Linked DNA regions of Homo sapiens: region 1 is linked to region 2. The links are chromatin loops, found by intact Hi-C in ENCODE. Cell type or tissue: PC-9. All regions are shown on one strand. Links, peaks and the distances in the headings refer to the core of each region. The heading gives the core; the rest is flanking DNA. Region 1 overlaps LOC105377517 (a long non-coding RNA gene). Region 2 has its middle 45 kb from the start of MIR4454.

Region 1 (5,380 bases), core at 166-5,165, 130 kb after region 2:
AAAGGATTGCTCTTTTTGTGATTTTCTACAGACAGGGAGATTTTCCAGTTCTTTTCTGTTTTGCTTCCCTCTGCTAGAGACCAAACTTTTTGCCCCCTCTGCAAGCGGGAGAACTCTGCTTTCAGCAGTGAGGAGAAAAATGTCCTCCAAAACCACATTTTAATCTCAATACTCTCTCCATTAGCAGAAAGGCTACCATTTGACCTTTATGTTCTCTTAAGACACCTATTCTGCCTACAACTAGAATGGCATCTAAATAGAAAGGGGATTTTGTGTCTCGAAGTTAACTGGAACCACTACCTAAGAATAAATTCTCTAATCTGGTCCATAAGAGCAGATTATAAAGCTCAATCCAGTATACTCCCTCCATTAAGGGGTCTTGCCCAAATGCAATTGTTACATAGTCTCTCTCGAGACCCATCCATCAAGGAGTCATGCAGACCACACAAGTCTAGGAGGTCAAAGGGTAATCACCAAGCAGAGGACTAAGGTCACATGGGCTAGTAGTGTGACTAGCCCCATTGCTTAGTTCTGTGGTACCATGGTTTGAGGGTCATACCTGCAACTATGGGTGGCACTACAGTGCCAGGACCCAGGAACCAAGGAGGGAGAACAGTTGGGGTGATGCTCCCACTGTCTTTCCCCTCCACCCTGGGTCACACTGAAAAGAACAAGGAGACTGAGGGATGCCTCTTGTCTCTTTTCTAAATGGATAACAAGCCATCTTTGGCCTGCACTCCTCTGGAGTACATTCTGAAGCACTGGAACTCCTTTGACCTTGAGACTTTGAAGAAAAAGTGGCTCATTTTCCTTTGCACAAGGGCGTGGCCTTCTTACTATCTTGGAAATGAACAGACCTGGCCAGCTGAAGGAGCCTTGGTTTTAATCTTATCCAACAATTAGACCTTGTTTGTAGATGGGAGGGCAAGTGGCCCAAGCTCCTCTATGTACAGGCTTTCTTTGCCTTGAGAGACAACTCAGACCTTTGCAAGCATTGCACAATCGACTAAGCCCTCTTGATGGCCATATTGGGCAAGTCTGTAGAGAGTAGACTAAGTCAGAAAAGCAAGTTTTTAAGGAGCCATTGGAGGCAACTTCTAAGTGCCCCACCAGTTCTTCCTGTCCCCCTTATCCAGGATGCCCTGTGACTGTGCCATTGGCTCCTCTGGCTCCTCCAGCTCCCCCATCTCCAAAGCTCTCCACTGCCCCATCTTCACTCTGACCCCTACAAAAAATGCCAGATGGAATGGGCACCACTAGGGTGCAAGTTCCCTTCTCATTACAGGACCTTAGGCAAATAAAGGGAGACTTGGGCCAATTTTCTGATGACCCTGATAGGAATATAGAGGCCTTCTAAAATTTAACTCAAGTGTTTGACCTCACGTGGAGGGATGTTATGCTGTTTCTAAGCCAAACCCTCACTGCAGCTGAAAAAGTGGCACTCTGCAGGCAGCAGAGAAGTTCGGAGATGAAAAACATATCTCTTATAGTAGGCCAAAAAGGAAAAGGGGAGATATAGAAGGTGAGGAAATAACAGAACAACCATTCCCAATATGAAGAGAGGCTATACCTCTTGACGATCCTGATTGGACTCCCTGTGACCCCATAGACTAATGGAAAAGGAAACGCCTTTTAATGTGTGTGTTAGAGGGCCTTAGAAGAACTAGGGGCAAACCACTTAATTACTCTAAGTTGTCCACAATAGACCACAAGCCAGATGAGAATCCCTCAGCCCTCATGGAAAGGGTGAGAGAGGCACTAGTAAAACACACCTCTTTGTCCCCTGATTCAATTGAGGGATAGCTCATTCTAAAGGACAAGTTTATTATCCAGGCAGCTCCTGATATTAGAAGGAAACTACAGAAACTGCCATTACTGCTCAGAAGCCCTGGGTGATTCTGGAAATTGAAGGGAGGAGGGCGGACCTCCTCCTGGACACTGGAGCCAGTCTTTCTGTTCTCCTCTCCAATCCAGGCCTCCCCTCTTCCCATAGCACAATCATGGTGGGTGTTATAGGAAAGACTAACACGGTTTTTCTCTCAACCCCTTACTTGTAGTCAGGGGGACTTGTTATTTACACATGCCTTCTTGATCATGCCTGAAAGTCACATTCCTTTATTAGGTAGAGACATTTTAGCCTGCATAGGGACTAGCATCCTCATGGCCCTGGGACAGACTTTTTGTATTCCCCTAATGGAAGCCAATATTAATCCAGAAGTGTAGGCGGCTCAAGAAAGAATAGGTCGAGCTAAAACTGATAGGCCAGTTTAGATCCACCTTAAAAATCCCACTTCTTTTCCTAACCAGAGACTATATCCCCTAAAGCCAGAGGCTAGGAAAGGGCTAGAAACCATAATAATAACCTGAAAACGCAAAGCCTCCTCAAACCCTGTAACAGTCCTTGAAATACCCCGATACTAAGAGTGCAAAAATCCAATGGGGAATGGAGACTAGTTCAGGACCTCTGCCTCATTAATGAAGCCATAGTCCCAATTCATCTGATAATTCCTAATCCCTGCACCTTGGTAATCCAAATACCTGAGGGAACAGAATGGTTTATAGTCCTAGATTTAAAGGATGCCTTTTTCTGCACACTGTTACATCTTGACTCTCAATACCTATTTGCCTTTGAGGATCCCTCTGGCCAAACTTCCCAGTGAACCTGGATGGTGCTGCCTCAGGGATTTCGAGACAGTCCTCACTTGTTTGGACAGGCACTGTCTCATCCTCAGACCAGGTCTTGCAATATGTAGATGATCTTCTGTTCTGTGCCCCAAGTGAGGAAGATTCCCAGGAAGGCACTGAAGCTCTTCATAATTTCTTAGCTGACAGAGGATACAAGGTTTCAAAATCTAAGACCCAGCTTTGCCAGACTTTAGTAAAGTAACTGAGTTTACTGCTGTCTGAGGAAACCAGAGCATTAGAGAAAGAAAGGGTTAAGCCCATTTCTTCCTTCCCCCTCCCCAAGACCCTCAGGCAACTAAGAGGATTTTTAGGCATTACATGATATTGCAGACTGGATACCTGGGTATGGTGAGATAGCCCGACCTCTATGTCAGCTCATGAAGAAACTCAGGCAGCTAAAACTCACTTCCTGACCTGGGAAACTGAAGCCCCAAAGGGCTTTAACCAGTTAAAGCAAGCCCTACTTAAGGCACCAGCCCTCAGCCTTCCCCGACGAGGGCCCTCAATCTTTATGTATCTGGTAGCAGAAGCCACCAAATTAACCCTGGGAAATGGCTTAACTGTTTACACTCCACACAATGTAGAAGGATTGCTGTCCCCTAGGGGAAGCCTTTGGCTAACAGACAGCCGGCTCCTTAAATATCAGGCTCTGCTGTTAGCAGGGTCAGCAGTTCAGCTAAGAACTTGCTCTCACCCAAATCCAGCCATTTTCCTCCCCAAGGAAACTGGGGAATCTGAACATGACGGTGAACACATTGTGGTACAGACCTATGCAGCCAGGGAGGATCTCAAGGAGACTGCCCCAGAAAATCCGGACTGGACCCTCTTCATGGATGAGAGTTTCTTTGTAGAACAAGGAGTGAGTAGGCAGGATACACAGTAGTCACTCTGAATAATGTTATGGAAAGTGCACCTCTCTCCAGGCACAAGCGCTCAACTAGCTGAGCTGACAGCTCTTACAAGAGCACTTGAATTAAGCAAGGGAAACGTAACTAACATTTACACTGATTCTAAGTATCCTTTCTTAGTTCTCCATGCTGATGCTGCCATCTGGAAGGAGAGGCACTTTCTAACTGCTAATAGGTACCCTATAAAATACCATCAGGAAGTTAACAGGTTATTATCCTCGGTTTTCCTTTCTTGAGAGGTAGCAGTGATGCATTGTAAAGGCCATTAGAAGGAAATAGATGAAACAGCGGAAGGAAACAAGTTAGCTGATCAGGCAGCCAAGTCAGCAGCAAGAAAGCCTCAGGGCATCAACACACTTAAAGCCCCTCTAGTCTGGGAAGGCTCCGTAACAGCAATGAAGCCTCAGTACTCCTCTGAAGAGATAGAGTGGGCCACTTGGAGGTACATTTTCCAGCCTTTAGGATGGCTATAGCCAGAGAATGGCAAACTCCACTTGTCACCTCCTAGACAATGGAAAGTCCTTAAAATTCTTCACCAAACTTTTCACTTGGGAAAGGATAAAACTTATCAGTGTGCCCAGAGATTGTTTTCAGGAGATAACTTACTAAAAACAGTCAAATAGTGTGGCTTAAAAATAATTCCCTCAAGAAACGTCTCCTTCCTCCTCAAACCCAAAGAATAGAGAGCTATCCAGGGCAGGACTGGTAAATAGACTTCACCCACATGCCAAAGGCAAAGGTGGGACTTCTTTCACTAATGGGTAGAAGCATTTCCATGCTGTACAGAAAAAGCCTCTGAGGTAATAAAAGTTCTAGTTAATGAAATAACTCCCTGCTTTGGCCTACCTAAGCATCTCAAAACTGACAACAGCCCCTCATTTAAAACAGCTGTCACCCAGAGGGCCAAAGGCTCGAGGCATACAGTATCATCTCCATTGTGCTTGGATGCCCCAGTCCTCAGGGAAGGTAGAGAAAAAAACAACATTATCAAAAGACACCTCATAAAACTGTCCAGGGAAACTCACCTTCCTTGAGTCACTCTTCTTCCCATAGCTTTACTACAGGTAGGAAGTATCCCTTCAAAGTCAGACTTGAGCCTTTTCGATATGCTGTATGGACAGCCTTTCCTTACAAATGACTTCCTATTAGACCAAGAAACCTTGAATTGGTTAAGCATGTAACCTCCCTAGCTCACTTCCAACAGGAATTAACCAACTAGTGGAGGTGGCCCAACACTAGGAAACAGGACCACCTTTATTTAACCCAGGATATTTAGTACTGGTGAAGGCTCATTCCTCTCTCTCTCCATCTTTAAGCCCAAGTTGGGAGGGACCTTACACTGTTCTTGTTTCTACCCCCTCGGCAGTAAAAGTTACAGGAATCAACTCCTGGATACATCACAATCAAGTTAAGCCTTGAAGAACTGAAGGAGAAGTCCCTGACAGCTCGGAACACCCTCAATATCACTGTGAAGAAATGGGGGATCTCAAGCTGAGAATCACCAAAGATAAGTAAATGAGTGAGGACTATTCATTCTACTTAGTCCCACCTTCGTCCTACCAGATACTCTCAGTTATTTCCACCTTTCCCTTTGAGATTTGCCACCAGATATTAGAACTCCTCTTTGACGCATACTTGCAGGGAGACTGACTATCTGTGGGGTTACATTTGTAGCTTCATAGACTCACAGGGGGAAATTCTATATCCTGGTGAATAAAATTTTAAATAATTTACTGCATTACAGTTGGAGGAACTGCTATGCTCACTCCACTGTTTGCAGTTGGACT
Region 2 (5,380 bases), core at 220-5,219:
TCTGTTTAATTTATATTTCTTGTTCTATTAGCCGTAGACATTTTGTCTTGACTACTTATCTGCTTTATAAGCTGAGATTATTAGCTTCAGCTTATTTCTATGTGTGCTTAAAAAAAGAAATTAAAACTGGCACATGGAAACATGCCTTAAGATGAAGTAAAAATAGAAAACAAAGTCAAAGACTTCTTGTGTATGCTCATTCATAATAGTAGGTTTTTTATTTCTGATTTTGCAAATTGGCTGTTAAAGGAATGCAATGAAGAAAATTTATTTACCTAATATGGTAATGTCTGCAAAAAATTATAATTTTTATGTCTATGAGAGTATGAGATAGAAATAGTAAAACAACTCATTCCTTCCTAATTTTTATTTGTACTTTCAATGTGAAAAGCTGTGTTATCTTTCTCTCTGTATATTTCATCAGTAACAGCGATTTCATATACAAAATACACTCAATATTTATATGACTCTGTCTTCTTTCAAATATAGCTACTCTGGAATTCAGGAGAAGAAACACATATAAAAACACAAAGAAAAACCATGTTAAGCCTATGCAATTGAGGGGATAGATGTGTTTTATGGAGGAAAATATGATGCTGGATCAATAATTGAGGAGAAATTATATTACAAATATTACAAAAGAAAGAAAACAGTGAGAGAATTATCTACATTTTCACCTCATCAGTCACTGCCTACAACTTGTGGCTAAATTTGAGTGAAAAGTTACTATCTAATCAATTCCAAAGCTTCTAAAAGTAGGAGACCTACTGTTATGTAAATCATCACCTGATTTCACAGTTAAATGTGTAAAAGTGAACAGTCTTTCACCAATTTTCTAGGCGACTGTGCTAAAGCTATCTTTAGAGAAATGAAATGTGACAGCAGTATAATTTCATTAGATATGTGGCCTATTTTAAAGCCTGAATGGGGGTAGGGGAGGGAAATAAAAGGGCTATTGTAAAAATTTATGCAGATTATAATAAAGGCAAACAGAGTAGTAGAGAAGTAGAATGTAACTGTCATAGCTGGCTTCCCAGGAGGTGAACTCTGAGATGTAGAATAGTGCTCAAGAAGTGTATTACAACTTCATACATATTCCTAGAATCAACTTTTGGGATGAGAAGGGAAGGAGAGGAAGCTGTATTTGCAGAGGAAAAAGTTTTACTGATGTACACTTGTAATAAGGAACTCTACAGCTGGAATCACCCTTCAGAGACTTCCTGAGTTGAGACAAAGACATCAAACTTTTTTCTCCTCAGGCTTCTCAGGGATGACTGAGACAGCAAACTTGTATAATCCTCTCCCCAGCCCCCACTTCCACATCAACCATGGGTTGGATTCAGGCTGCCCTGGGGAAGGGAGTTGTTGAGGTAAGTTAACAGGAGAAGGTCAATAATTGATCATTATCAGCAGGCATCATTCCCAGCAGCTGGGAGAGTAAGTCCTTCGGTTCTGAAAGGGGAACTGGACAGTGCATCACAGCATCTAATGCCATTTACTCTTTGGTCACTCAGATCCACTTCATGTAAGTTCAGGAAACAGCTCCTCCAGGATTCTGATAGTCCTCTTTTCTTGGGAAGAAACAGAACGGGGAGGTTTGTGGGATGAACTCTAGCGCGCACAGAGTCTCACGACTATTACTCATCTTTTCCTTTCCCTGCTATCCATTCTAGATCCTGCTTGCCTTCAGCTGGTGCCACTGCTGGACTAGGTGGCTCACCTGATGGGCATGAGCCAAATCCTCATCCTTGCAGGCTCTCAGCCTCTGGCCACCAGTTCTTTCTCAGGCAATGACTATTATACCCATTTACACTGAAAACTGGGCAAGAGAGTACCAAGAGACAACCAAGTGGATAGCTAGATGTCAAAGAGATGCCTCCATTCCCCCACTGTGTAATGACACCACGACTTCCTCCTGATAATCTGGGTGTATTATTTCTGCCAGGATGATGAATGCTCTTTAAAGCTGGCAACTTTTCATGTAACTCTTTTAGAAGCTTTTCCCTCTCTGGGAACCAGGATCTCTAAATCTGCAGAAGCCATGATTGTGGCGCTAGAAAGTACAGATGATAGTTAGCAGGAGAATGCTTACTTCTGCCCCTTAGCTCCCAGACCCATGTATTCTAACAACTGAAGACACAGCACCACACACTAGTCCTTGATTTAACTTGCATATTGCATCCTGGAGGATGGCAGCTCATCTTGCAGTGCATCATATCGGGCTTGTGCTTCAGTTGAGCCTCCCATGAACTATGCCATTGCTCTATAATCCCTGCAGGTCCCGGGTGGTATAGTATGTGACAGAACCTGTAGACCTTTTGGTTCATATTTTCATTGGTAAACCTCCTTTCCTGTTAAGTAGGCTCTCTGATGTGATGTTGCATGGGTTACCATATCAATGGATCAGACGCATGTCAGCCCTTGAATATGGGTTTTGGCTAAAGCCCCAAAAGTAGGAAAGGCAAACCTGGAGCTGAAAAATGTAACATATTTCCATCAAAATTAATTGTTTCTCCTCAGGGTAGAAAAAGAGCAATGATGCCCACTTGCCACCAGGTGGCTGCTTCATCTTCTGAAGACCAAGGTCCTCCCCATCAGTTACCATTGTAGGCAGTTGGGACTTTTGGCAGCGGCAATGGCTAGATCAGATGTGCAGCAGTTGTCCCTTAAGTGCAAGTTTGCTTTCCAGGGTCTTCGTGGCCTGTGGTACAGAGAGAGGGAGACCACATTCACATAACTTTCCTTACAGTATATTGTTATAATTATTCTATTTTCTTAGTGCTGTTTTTAATATCTTACTGTGCCTAATTTATAGACAAATCTTTATCATAGATACATGTGTATATGAAAAAAACAGAGTATATACAGGGTTCAGTACTATTCACAGTTATAGGTATCCACTGGGGGTCTTGGAACATAGCCCTCACAGATAAAGGGGGACTGCTATAGTTAGGGGGGACCTGTGCTGTTGGACTTTATATATATGGTCTCCATCTCTGCCAACAAGGTCACTGTTTCTGTGCCCACTGGGCCAGTGCTGGTGTGGCCAATCACCCAGGCTGGTAGGGTCAACTGGCTGAGCCATTCGTTCTCTTGGTTGTTCAGTGCTTCTTCCATCATGGGTGCTCTCTGGTTGGTGTTGACATGAGATACAAAGATCTTGCCATGGCTGTATCATTTCATTGTCCTCACTAAGTACTACTATCAGATCCATTTTCCTCAAACACTGCTTTATTTAAGTTATCCTCCTCGTTTAAAAGCATCAAAAGTGTTCCCCTTTTTCCTAAAGAAAAAATGAAACCAAAATTGTAAAACCTTCTCTAACCTTGTTCTAATTAACCTCTCTACTCCATACACAAAATATCGATGCAAATCGGAATGGTCTACATATCATCCCCCACAAATACGCAATTGGATTGCTTCTTTTGTGCTTTGCCCATACCATTTTACCCTTTTGAAAAGCTCTTCCTTCTCCTATTCATCTTTCAAAATGATCTAGATGAAAATATACATGGTAATCTAAGATCCGGCAGTGATCTCTCTCCCCTCTAGATTTTATCTTGAGAATACTATGGTGCATAGAGCACCCTATTAAAAATTCTTTGCATATAATCTCTCAGCCACTCTCATATCATTGTTCTGCTTTGTAATTTACCTTCCCACACAATTAAGTCATTTTTCTAGTCTGTCTAAAGTGTAAATAATTTGAGGGAAGGTAGTATGTTGGCGCCGTATGCACTATAGTGCCCAGTAAATCCTGAATCAATGAATGTGAAAAAATACCTGCTGGAAGGTAAACATTTGTGCCACTTTCTCATTGAGAAAGAAGCCCTCCTAAATGCAGGATTTATACCATCCTGGAAATGGCAGCACTTAACATAATGCCAAATTATGTTCCATTCTAGGCCTATTTGTACCAACAGGGGGTCTCAGTACATTCACTGTGTAAAAAGGAAAGCTAATTCTTACAGTGTGGGATTCATGCAGGTCTTTTGTGTAAAAAAGAAAGTAAAAGCTAATATGATACACATATAATAGCAATGAAAGCCTGGGTAGCACATTACCAGCTAGAATCACCAGGTAAAACACCCCCAGTGGTAAGTAATTATTCAGTGAACACCAAGCATTGAAGGCAGCATGCTAATGAAATTTTATAATCATAGCCATATTCAAGTAAAGCACCAAATGCCTGAAGATCAAGTCATTCATATGAAAGCATCTTTCCATCTTGGTTGCCAAAATAATTGTGAATTTTACTTTTTTAAAAATTATCTTTTGTTTCTAAATTTTTCAAGAGTTGAAGCTATTGAGTTTATTACAGTTCACCACTCAGTCACATCCTTTTAATGCTGCTAGGAATTAGGATCACATGACTCCACAAAATAACATTATAGGACCAGAATCTAGAGCAGTGACTCAAGTAGGAGCGATTTTGCTGCACACACCACCACTCCACTGCAGCCAGAAGACATTTGGGAATGTCCAAAGACATTTTAGTTGTCACAACCTGATGGGGGAGATGCTTCTGGCATCTAGTGGGCAGAGGCTGACATGCTGCTAAATATTTCACATTGCACAGGACAGCCTCCCACAACAAAATATTTTCCTGCCTAAATATCCATATTGCTGAGGTATAGAAAACCTAATCTAAAATGAGGTCCTTTTTTTTTTTTTTTTTTTTTTTTTTTGAGATGGAGTTTCACTCTCGTTGCCCAGGCTGGAGTGCAGTGTCCCGATCTCAGCTCACTGCAACCTCTGCCTCCCGGGTTCAAGCGATTCTCCTGCCTCAGCCTCCCAAGTAGCTGTGATTACAGGGGCCCACCACCACACCCAGCTAATTTTTGTATTTTTAGTAGAGATGGGGTTTTGCCATATTGGCCAGGCTGGTCACAAGACGTGCTTTTTTTTTTTTTTTTTTTTAGGTTGTTTTAGTCAAACAACCTAACAAAAGGAAGTGCATCTTTCCTCTAGAAGTAAGAGATTAAACTGTGGCTTCAGTTTAAAATTAATTTATTGTATATAAAGACAAGAATAGATTTAAGAGGCAGTGATAACAAAGTATCATCTAAAATTTTGTCTAGAAATTTTGTATTGTAGCCAAGGTAGATCATACCATAAAGCAATGTGGAATTAAAACCACAGTGAATTCTGCTTCAGTTTCTTGTATTCTATGGACTTTAAGAGTTGCAAAATGACTTCTATTACCACAGTTGAAATGACATGGCATATTTTGAAGTTATCTGCTTCCCAGGGCTGGATATTAGGCAAGACATCGTTACCATTGCCATGTGGATCCTTTAAATGTATTCCAACCAAATGGTTTCCAGAACCTGCTGTACTGTAACTCTTTCTGTATTTACAGCCTTTTCATCTCTCCTTG

What was found. A loop is a pair of places that touch in the nucleus more often than their neighbours do. Peaks named below come from ENCODE experiments on the same cell type or tissue, not always from the same donor. Only the 100,000 strongest peaks of a DNase experiment are listed, where the experiment ranks them.
Region 1: it touches region 2 in a loop (2.1-fold over the local background); 2 of 110 quality-filtered maps call a loop at or near these places.

What each region holds. Positions count from the first base shown.
Region 1 is chr4:163,172,918-163,178,297 of GRCh38, forward strand. It overlaps LOC105377517 (a long non-coding RNA gene), which reads left to right. Exons shown (of 3, transcript XR_939414.2): 2 at 4,960-5,104. Among named protein-coding and RNA genes, the nearest start is that of NAF1, 8.7 kb to the left of the region's middle. In PC-9, for the core only: no CTCF peak of the experiment used is centred there; no DNase peak of the experiment used is centred there.
Region 2 is chr4:163,046,089-163,051,468 of GRCh38, forward strand. No RefSeq gene overlaps it. Among named protein-coding and RNA genes, the nearest start is that of MIR4454, 45 kb to the right of the region's middle. In PC-9, for the core only: a CTCF peak has its summit at 2,553 (motif pointing right); no DNase peak of the experiment used is centred there.